2 separate regions of the Mus musculus genome follow, and region 2 is linked to region 1. Evidence: chromatin loops called from intact Hi-C (ENCODE). Cell type or tissue: left cerebral cortex. All regions are shown on one strand. Region 1 overlaps Stox2 (storkhead box 2). Region 2 has its middle 27 kb from the start of Gm39171.

What was found. Peaks named below come from ENCODE experiments on the same cell type or tissue, not always from the same donor. Only the 100,000 strongest peaks of a DNase experiment are listed, where the experiment ranks them.
Region 2: a loop joins it to region 1, with 2.4 times the contacts of the local background. A loop is called at or near these places in 3 of 42 quality-filtered maps.

What each region holds. Positions count from the first base shown.
Region 1 is chr8:47,191,349-47,195,348 of GRCm38, forward strand. Stox2 (storkhead box 2) reads right to left here. Exons shown (of 4, transcript NM_001114311.1): 3 at 491-2,756. Among named protein-coding and RNA genes, the nearest start is that of Gm51569, 18 kb to the left of the region's middle. In left cerebral cortex, no CTCF peak of the experiment used is centred here; DNase peaks (open chromatin) are centred at 2,184 and 2,385.
Region 2 is chr8:47,348,323-47,352,322 of GRCm38, forward strand. It overlaps a transcript of Stox2 not described here. Among named protein-coding and RNA genes, the nearest start is that of Gm39171, 27 kb to the left of the region's middle. In left cerebral cortex, a CTCF peak has its summit at 2,360; DNase peaks (open chromatin) are centred at 2,065 and 2,347.

The DNA of each region.
Region 1 (4,000 bases):
AATTGAAGTGGCATCGAACTTCTGGATCCTTTGGAAAGACTCTAAAATCCACTACTATCTCCACAGTAAAGGGGGCAGCCATTATCCTGGCACCAAACTGCTCTCTACCACTTTCCTCGCACTGACTATATTCATCATACTCAGAACATTACTTTTTTTTTTTTTTTTGAAGGACTTAAAAAAATCCCTTCTCCTGGTTGTCAATACAAATAGAAGAAAACCATTGGGATGTGTTGGTCTCAGATCAGACTCTGATGCAATCTTTAGGGAAGGAACCAACCCACCAGTCCAGATTAGTGATCTCTACAGCTGCAGAAACATTTTTTTGGTTTCAATTCCTGAAAAAGAAGTTAGAAAACAGGCTGTTAACAACACAGGTCACACAACTCACAGCCCTCGTTCACAGTCCCAGACTGTGAAGCCAGCTCTCTGGCATAAAGCCCCGGGCCCTGGCGGGTGTATGTGTATACAGGAGGCCAGCTCTCCCTACCGTGGGGAGTTGAATCCACTGTCCACCGTGATGCTGCTGCTATCCATGCTGTCCAGCCGGGCTGAGTGGGTGGCTCTCTGGTTGCTGCTGCTATCAGTTTCTTTTGGGGTGAGGAGGGTGAGGTTTTTCTCAAACTTCCTCTGCAAGTCTCTTTCCTTCTCCCTCTCCAGGAGCCACTGCATGGTGCCCACATCATCTCTGTTTTTCTCCTCCTCCGCGTTTTTGTTGGCCCCCTCCTCGGAGTCGTCGTCATCAGAGACGTTGTAATAGTCAAAAGAAGCCTCCTGGTTCCCTCCAGGCTCCTGCTGACGTTGGGATGGAGGCATGGCTTGGGCCGCGGATGTCCCAAGGGAAGGTTCCAGTTTCTCACAACGGCCTGGCAGTGTGTCAACGGGTGACTTTGGGTGAGACTTGAGGAGGGACAAGCTAGATTTGTGATAGCTGTTTACAGACAGGGTGCTGTGTAGAGGTTTGAACAGTGTGTCTTTGCTGAATATTTCTTTCCTTTTGTCCAGGCTGCTGGGTTCTGCGCTATGATGTTGGACAAGGCGGCCATTGGCTAACCCCTCTGCCACACCACCAGAGGCTGCAGGGCCCCCTCCTGGCCCTTTCGGTGACTCCTCCTTGTGCCCAACAGGTTCCCTGGAAGAATGGGGGGTCTGCCTCTCAGATGGAGACAGCTTTTTTACCCCCTCCACCAAGGTCAAAGTGTCATGGTCCTCCTTATTCTTCCCTAAAGGGGACGGTGCTGTGAGTACGGTCTCACTCGAGGTGTTGCACTGAAAATAGTCATCCACAGCTGTTTTAGCCGGGCAAGGGCTGAGTTCCCCATAGGACGGCATACTCTCAGGGGTTTTGCCTGGCTCCAGAAGGCTACAAGCACTAGAAGGTTCCTTGCTGCCACCAACTATTTCTGGAATGCATACCTCTTTGTAGCTGGCAGAAGGAATATGAGCCCTTTGATGACCAATCGTTTGCGCAGGCCTTAAAGTACTGTCATCAATGTATGATTGGCTCGGTGTTTGGTCATCTTGGCTGCAGCCTTCAGCCAGGTCTTCCGGAGTCCCGAGTGAAGAAGCGCCCAGGGGACCTTTGGAGTTATCCATAGACCTGGATCTCTCCTTGGCCTTGTTGGACCTCTCATTCCTGGATCTCCGGTCCTGGGTATGGCTGTGGCTTCGGTGCACTTTGGAGTGGGAGCTTCCCCTGGAGGGTTCGGGAAAGGGCATCTCCGTTCTCCTTTTGGCCAGTTCGCCAGACACATCCCATTCTGGCGTCATGGGGAAATGGGACTCGATCACGTTCGTGTTGCTATGCATGATGAAGTTGTCCCCTTTGTGTTCAATGATGAAGCAGCCCTCTCTGGGGGCCCTGGTTAGAGGGTCGCAAAATTCATACTCCCTCTCACCGGGGATATCCAGATGCGAGCCATCCGAAGGATCTCCTTTGGACACTCGCGTCTTGCTGTGTGACCGAGACTTCCCGTGGGACTTGCGGTGAGTCCGGCTCTTTTTACTCCTTCCACTGTGGTGGGCGGAGGACCCGGCTTTGCTCCGGTGAGCTTTTTCTTCTTCAAGTTTCTTCATCAGGGCAGTGTGCCTCATGACATTTTCCACCGTCAAGTCTGGGTTGATCCGCCGGATGATCTCCATCTCCACTTCCCGAGGGATGGTCGTGGGCGTGTCCTCGTCTCGCAGAGGCCACTCCTCGGGAGGAAACTGGGCAGAGAAATTGGCCAGCTGTTTGGTCTTGTCTTTCTTAAAACTCAGCCGGAATAACTTGAGACCGAATTTTTTGGACTGCTTTTCACCATCTTTAGGTTTCGAGAGAGTTTCCGTCTTATAGGAGAAATTTATAGTGCTTTTGCTTTTTTCAGTGGGCGGCACCTGGCAGAGCGGAGGAGGGCAGTAAGGGTCTTTGCAGTCCTTGGCGGACTTCCTCTGCAGGGTGGAGGCATGCATGCTGTGCACGTCTTCTCGGCAGCAGTGGCAAGAGTCGCAGTGCTTTCTGGGTAATGTCCTTTCCCTGACGCAGCCTGAGGCAGAGGGCGTTATGGTTCCTGGTTGTGGCGAGGTGCACTGAGACCTGTCAGGTACCCTCTCGTCCAAGTGGTACCACTTACTGTTAGTTCTTATGAGGGAGGGAGTAATGAAATAAGTCTGTGGGGTCACAATGAAATAGCCATCCGGAGTCGGATAGATTTTCCTCTCCCGTACCAGTGTGTTTAGGGTATGCCGTAGAATTTCTTGGCTTGGGGTTGGAACACCTAAGAGCAAAAAACAGAGATGCTTGTGAGAGGGAGGAAGGGACAGGCTATGGATCCCCAATTTTTTAGAGTCCTATTAACATTGCCAAATTTGAAGTATCACCTCATGGCATGTAAGCAGGCTTCAAAGGTGTTTATTATGTTTAGTGTGAATCCCAGTTTTCTCTGCTGACTCCTACGAATATTACCACCTAGAGAGTGAAAGGTGTTAAAGCAGGAAGAGAGGCTTGGGGGTGAGATGGGCGGGAAGGACTCTTGGCCCAGCATGTGTGAGACCTTGCTTGGGTTCCATGCCCAACATCGGGGGCTGCAAGAGAGAGACTGAAGTCAGAGAGCTCGATTGCTGCTGCCAAAAAGCCTTCTTGAGCATCCTAAAAGAGAGACGATTTTGTAAAGGCCAGGAAAATGATGAAAAGAGACATAAAGTTTCAGAAAATAGTTTTTTCCAATGAGATCACCTGAGAAGGGAGGCATGTATGTATGTGTGTGTGTGTGTGTGTGTGATATATATCAGGCTGAAATCTTTACATATATGCACACATATATGGAATTACTTTAAAGTTAATTTTGATAAATTTTATAAAAGGGCAACTATATTTGACCTCCTTTTCCAAACTTCTTTTGGTTTGAGATGATAATATAATTATATCATTTCCCCCCTTTCCTTTCATCCCTCCAAGCCTTTCTGTATATCACACCTTGCTCTTTTTTCAAATTCATGGCCTCCATGGGGGCTCCCAGAGATTGACTCACCAGCCAGAGAGCATGCATGGGCTGGACCTAGGCCTCCTACACAGATGTAGCAGATGTACATATGGGTTCCCTAACAAGTGGCACAGGGGCTGACTCTGACTCTGTTGCTTCCCTTCTGATTCTTTCCCCTAGCTAGGCTGTCTTGTCTGGCTTCAGTGGGAGAGGATGCGCCTAGTCCTGCTATTACTTGATGTGCCAGGGAGAGTTGGTACCCAAGGGGGAGGGGGGCTTTCCTTCTCAGAGGAGAAGGGGAAGAGGGGATGGAGAAGAGGAAAGGTGTGAGGGTGGGACTGGGAGGAGAGGAGAGGAGTTGTGGTGAAGATATAAAGAGAATAAATAAACTGAGAAAAAGAAACAAACCCTTGTTCTCTGTTTTCATTCCTTGTTATTGTATATATGTTTATGTACAGATACACTTAATGTAGAGTTCTCAGTCTGTATAATGCTTTCCATATATATGTTTTCAGAGGTAACATATGGTATTGGGTAAA
Region 2 (4,000 bases), 160 kb after region 1:
AGAACCCTCTCCGTGTAAGATGATACGGCTCGAGGGGATGGGTTGCCACCATCCGCAGCATACAATCTGGACATTCGTGAGAGTGACTTTGGGAAATACAGATGTGTGGAAGGAGCCGAACTGCCGAGGGTGCAGATGCAAACGAGAGAAGTACAACTTTCCTGAAGCCAGGAGATGGGAACCTGGAGACGGAAATAGATGGCAAGGAGAGCCACCGTGGAAGTCAGGCTGAAGCAGACAGGGCAAAGAAAACATCGTATGATGTCAAGGGTGTCCACAAACAGGAGAGAACTATCTAAGGAGAATATCACTCTCTAGCTGGATGCCTAAGAGCTTAAACAAAGCCAGGATGGATGAGGGAAAAAGTCGTCTTTTAGGTTGTGTGGTGAAGACCTAAGAAGCAGTATAGCTGTCGGAGGAGGTCAGTCAGGGCAAAAGGTTAGTCAGTCTGCCAGTACTAAGACAAGAAACCTGAGGCACACCATTGTGAGGAACAAAGAAACTGACCAGAGCTATGGTTCTCCGTTTCAGGGTTTCCACATCATATTCTGTTGGGATGGCTCTGAGGCCTAGGAAGCAGAACACCATGGCAGGAAATGTGCGGTGAAGTAAAGTGGCCAGGAAACAAACAAACAAACAAACAAGGAGAGGGAAGTGACTGGGTTCTATTACCTTTTTAGGACACGCCCCCCCACCCCAATGATCTAACTTCCTCTCCTGAGGCTCCACTCCCTAAGCATCCTCCCACATCCCAGGAGCACCAGGGACTGTTGAACAAGTCTTTAACAAATAGGTCTTTTCCAAAGTATGACAAGCCAGAACTCCAGACAAAGCAAGCCACTAATGGGTGTTGAGATGGCAGCCATGTCTGGCTTGTACTGGGCTACCACTGACACAGGCAGAGCTACTGCGGGAGAACGGCCAGTCTGCCCTCACTGTCCTCCCAGCCACACCGTTCAGCTCTAATTACAGTCTCCTCTAATTACACTCGGTGCCACTCCGTGTAACCCCCCCACCTCCCTCGGGAGAACAGAGCCACTCCAGGACTTCCCCTGGAAGAATGTTGATAATATCAGTCTGACGGCTCACCTTCACTGTCAGCCTGACAGGACTTAGAATCACCATGGAAGTGAACTTCCGGGTTGGCCTGTGGGGATGCTTCTAGGTAGTTTGAACTGGAAAGTGGCTCGTTGTGAACGTGAGTGGCCCCACTCCACGGGCTGGAGTCAAGGGCTGAATAACTAACAGGAAACCAGGCTGAGCAACAGTGTAACCATTAAGCCATACTGCCTCTGCTGCCGTGCCTTTTCCGGTCTCTCCATGAACTATGAACTGAAATCTATCCTTCCTCCCTTAAACTGCTTCATGTCAGGGATTCGTCAGAGCCTAAAGAAGCATCCTAGCGCCATCTTCCACTGTTCTTAGGAATACCTCGGTCCATAGCAGCTAACTGTAAAGCCACCATTAACCAGGAAGGGACAGGTGCTGGGGAATATGAATGGCTTTTAGACAAAGCATTTGCAAGGAGATCCCCAGGCTGGCCTTCAGTTGAGATGAAGAGTGATACCCCTTGAAGAGTGACCCCAGGATTCACATTCAGAATATCTCCACGGGGTATATCCCTATAGCAAAACTCTCCTGAGCCTTCTCAGGGTGACCCAGTAAAAGACCAAGGCTGGACCCCTGGACAGGCGATTGACTCACCGAAGTTGCCCCCCAAAGCATTCCTAGGATGTGTACGACAAGCTAAAGATCCCTATCACGAATAGACAGCTAGAAGTGCCACGTGTCACTTCAAGGAGGACTCGGGATGGAGTGGAAGGGGCATCATCTGTTCCCTGTTCACCCAGAGAAACTGACAGCACTCCTTAAGGTATACTTCCAACCCTACCTTTCTCCTGCTTGCCCAGAGTGTATTTTGTAACAGGAGAAGCCAACCACGATCAGCACTTTCCCACGACACTTCCATGCCTCTATAGGCACTGTTTTAAAACACAGAAACACGTTCATGATAAACCTTGCAAAAGGTCTTCCCACGCTAAGGCAGTTCCAGAATGGATGCTGCACATGTAACCGCTCCGTTTCCTTCACGAATGAGCTCGTGTTTCCAAGATACACTTACTTTAATTTCCATTTCAGCAAGAAAAAAAAAAGTTAACATGTGGAACTTACATGAATATTTTTAGCACACGAGGGTCCATTTAATACACTGAAGTAATAATTTATTCAATAGGACCCAAGGGTCCGTAGGGGCCCCATATACATCTGCATGATTCCCTCCAAAGACTAGCCCATGAACTTGAAGGGTCTGCATTGTGCATTAAGAAACCAGAATGGTTGCCTGAAGCTAGCGCGCCCTCCCTCGGGAGAGATTTGAATTCAAAATCGTGGAGGCCACTCCTTTACAGAATCAAACACTTAAAACAAATGTGTGCCATTCAGCCTACAGTTCCACAGGGGTGGGAATCCATTCTGTTATTCCCACCTGCCCTCCTTGGTCACGTCCTCTACACTAGATTACGTTGTAAAATCTAAGATGCCAGAAGGCATATTGTGGCCAAGCACTTCATGCTTAAACACTGAGATTCTTGGGTTCAGGGGGAAAATGGACGACGTCTTCGTTAACACAGTGTACGCAGGAGCCAGTCAAACTACAGAAGGTCTCAGACTTACCGAGCAGGATACAGTGTCCATGTCCACTTGGAGACGATGCTCCCTGTTTCTAAACAACCTCCAGTGTGCGCTGCACTGGAAAGCTCAGTGACAGTTAACTAGCTGACTTCTGCAACCTGCCATTAATTGCCCTTTTCAAGTTAAAATGGCTCCATTAATTTTATGTGCCTGTCTCCCCAGCAAACGCCTTTCCAAGAAAGTTTCCATTTCTCACCGAGATGTCAAATAATTTACCTAAGAGTCCCATTCACACAGGATTTAACTCTAATTTTATATAAACATCTTAGATAAATGGCCCTCTTTTATTTACTACTTTTAAATATACATTCGCTTTTTATTAAAAAGAAAAAAAAAAGTATGAAGTCCTTTCCCTTGTCCCACCCCAACCCCAAACTGCTGCTGCCAGAAATCTAGTTTTTCCAGGGTGAATTTATAAATTCAGATCTAATATCTCTGAACAAATATAAGCCATGACAAACACAGGCAGGCAATCTAAAAGTCTTGTGTTTTATATGTCATCTTTAATCTATAGGATTTGACCACACAAAAACTAAGAATTGGTCCCATGTTACATTGACAATCAAACATAGGATAAGAAAAAAAAAAGCACCTAATTACATTGTCACTGGGCTCATCAAAAGAACTTTCTCTTGAATACTTGGACATGCTAAGTGACATACTAGTTATTCACCAAGTCATTGTTACAAATAACCCATGTCACAGTGACCTTTCCAAACATTTTCCCCAACAAGCACAAAAAACACACCACAAAATGAAACTGGAGAGCAACTTCCAAATAATTTTACATGCACTGGGAATCGTGAACGTGGAACAGCCCAGTGTGTAAAAGTTTATACGCAATGATACACTCCACATGAGACACAGAAATAATACTTCCTGATCTTCCAGATTTGAGACAAATATAACCTCAGTGCCACTGTCACCAGCAAGAAAAGAGTTGGGGGTTTGTAAAGTATTGTATTTAAAACGAGTCTCCTCTGTCTGGCAGTTCACCCTAGAGTTCCATATACTCACTGTGCAGTCTCCGTCCAGGGCCTCTGGTTTTTTCGAGCAGTCTGGATAATGTACAGATGGAAGTAATCTAGGGCTTACTCCGAATCCTGAGGATGGCTGCTTTTACTGCCCTGATTTCCTTCGGTGCCAAAGACGTCGTTGCAGTCCAGAGTTACCACACGTTGATTGCGACTGCTGTCAACATTTTATTACTCTGCTTTTCGGGTCTTCTGATAGCTAATTGGAACATTCTAGATAGCTGGGCTCGGTATAGGTTTCAATCCTGTTTCTTTCTACCCCCCTCTCCCAGGAA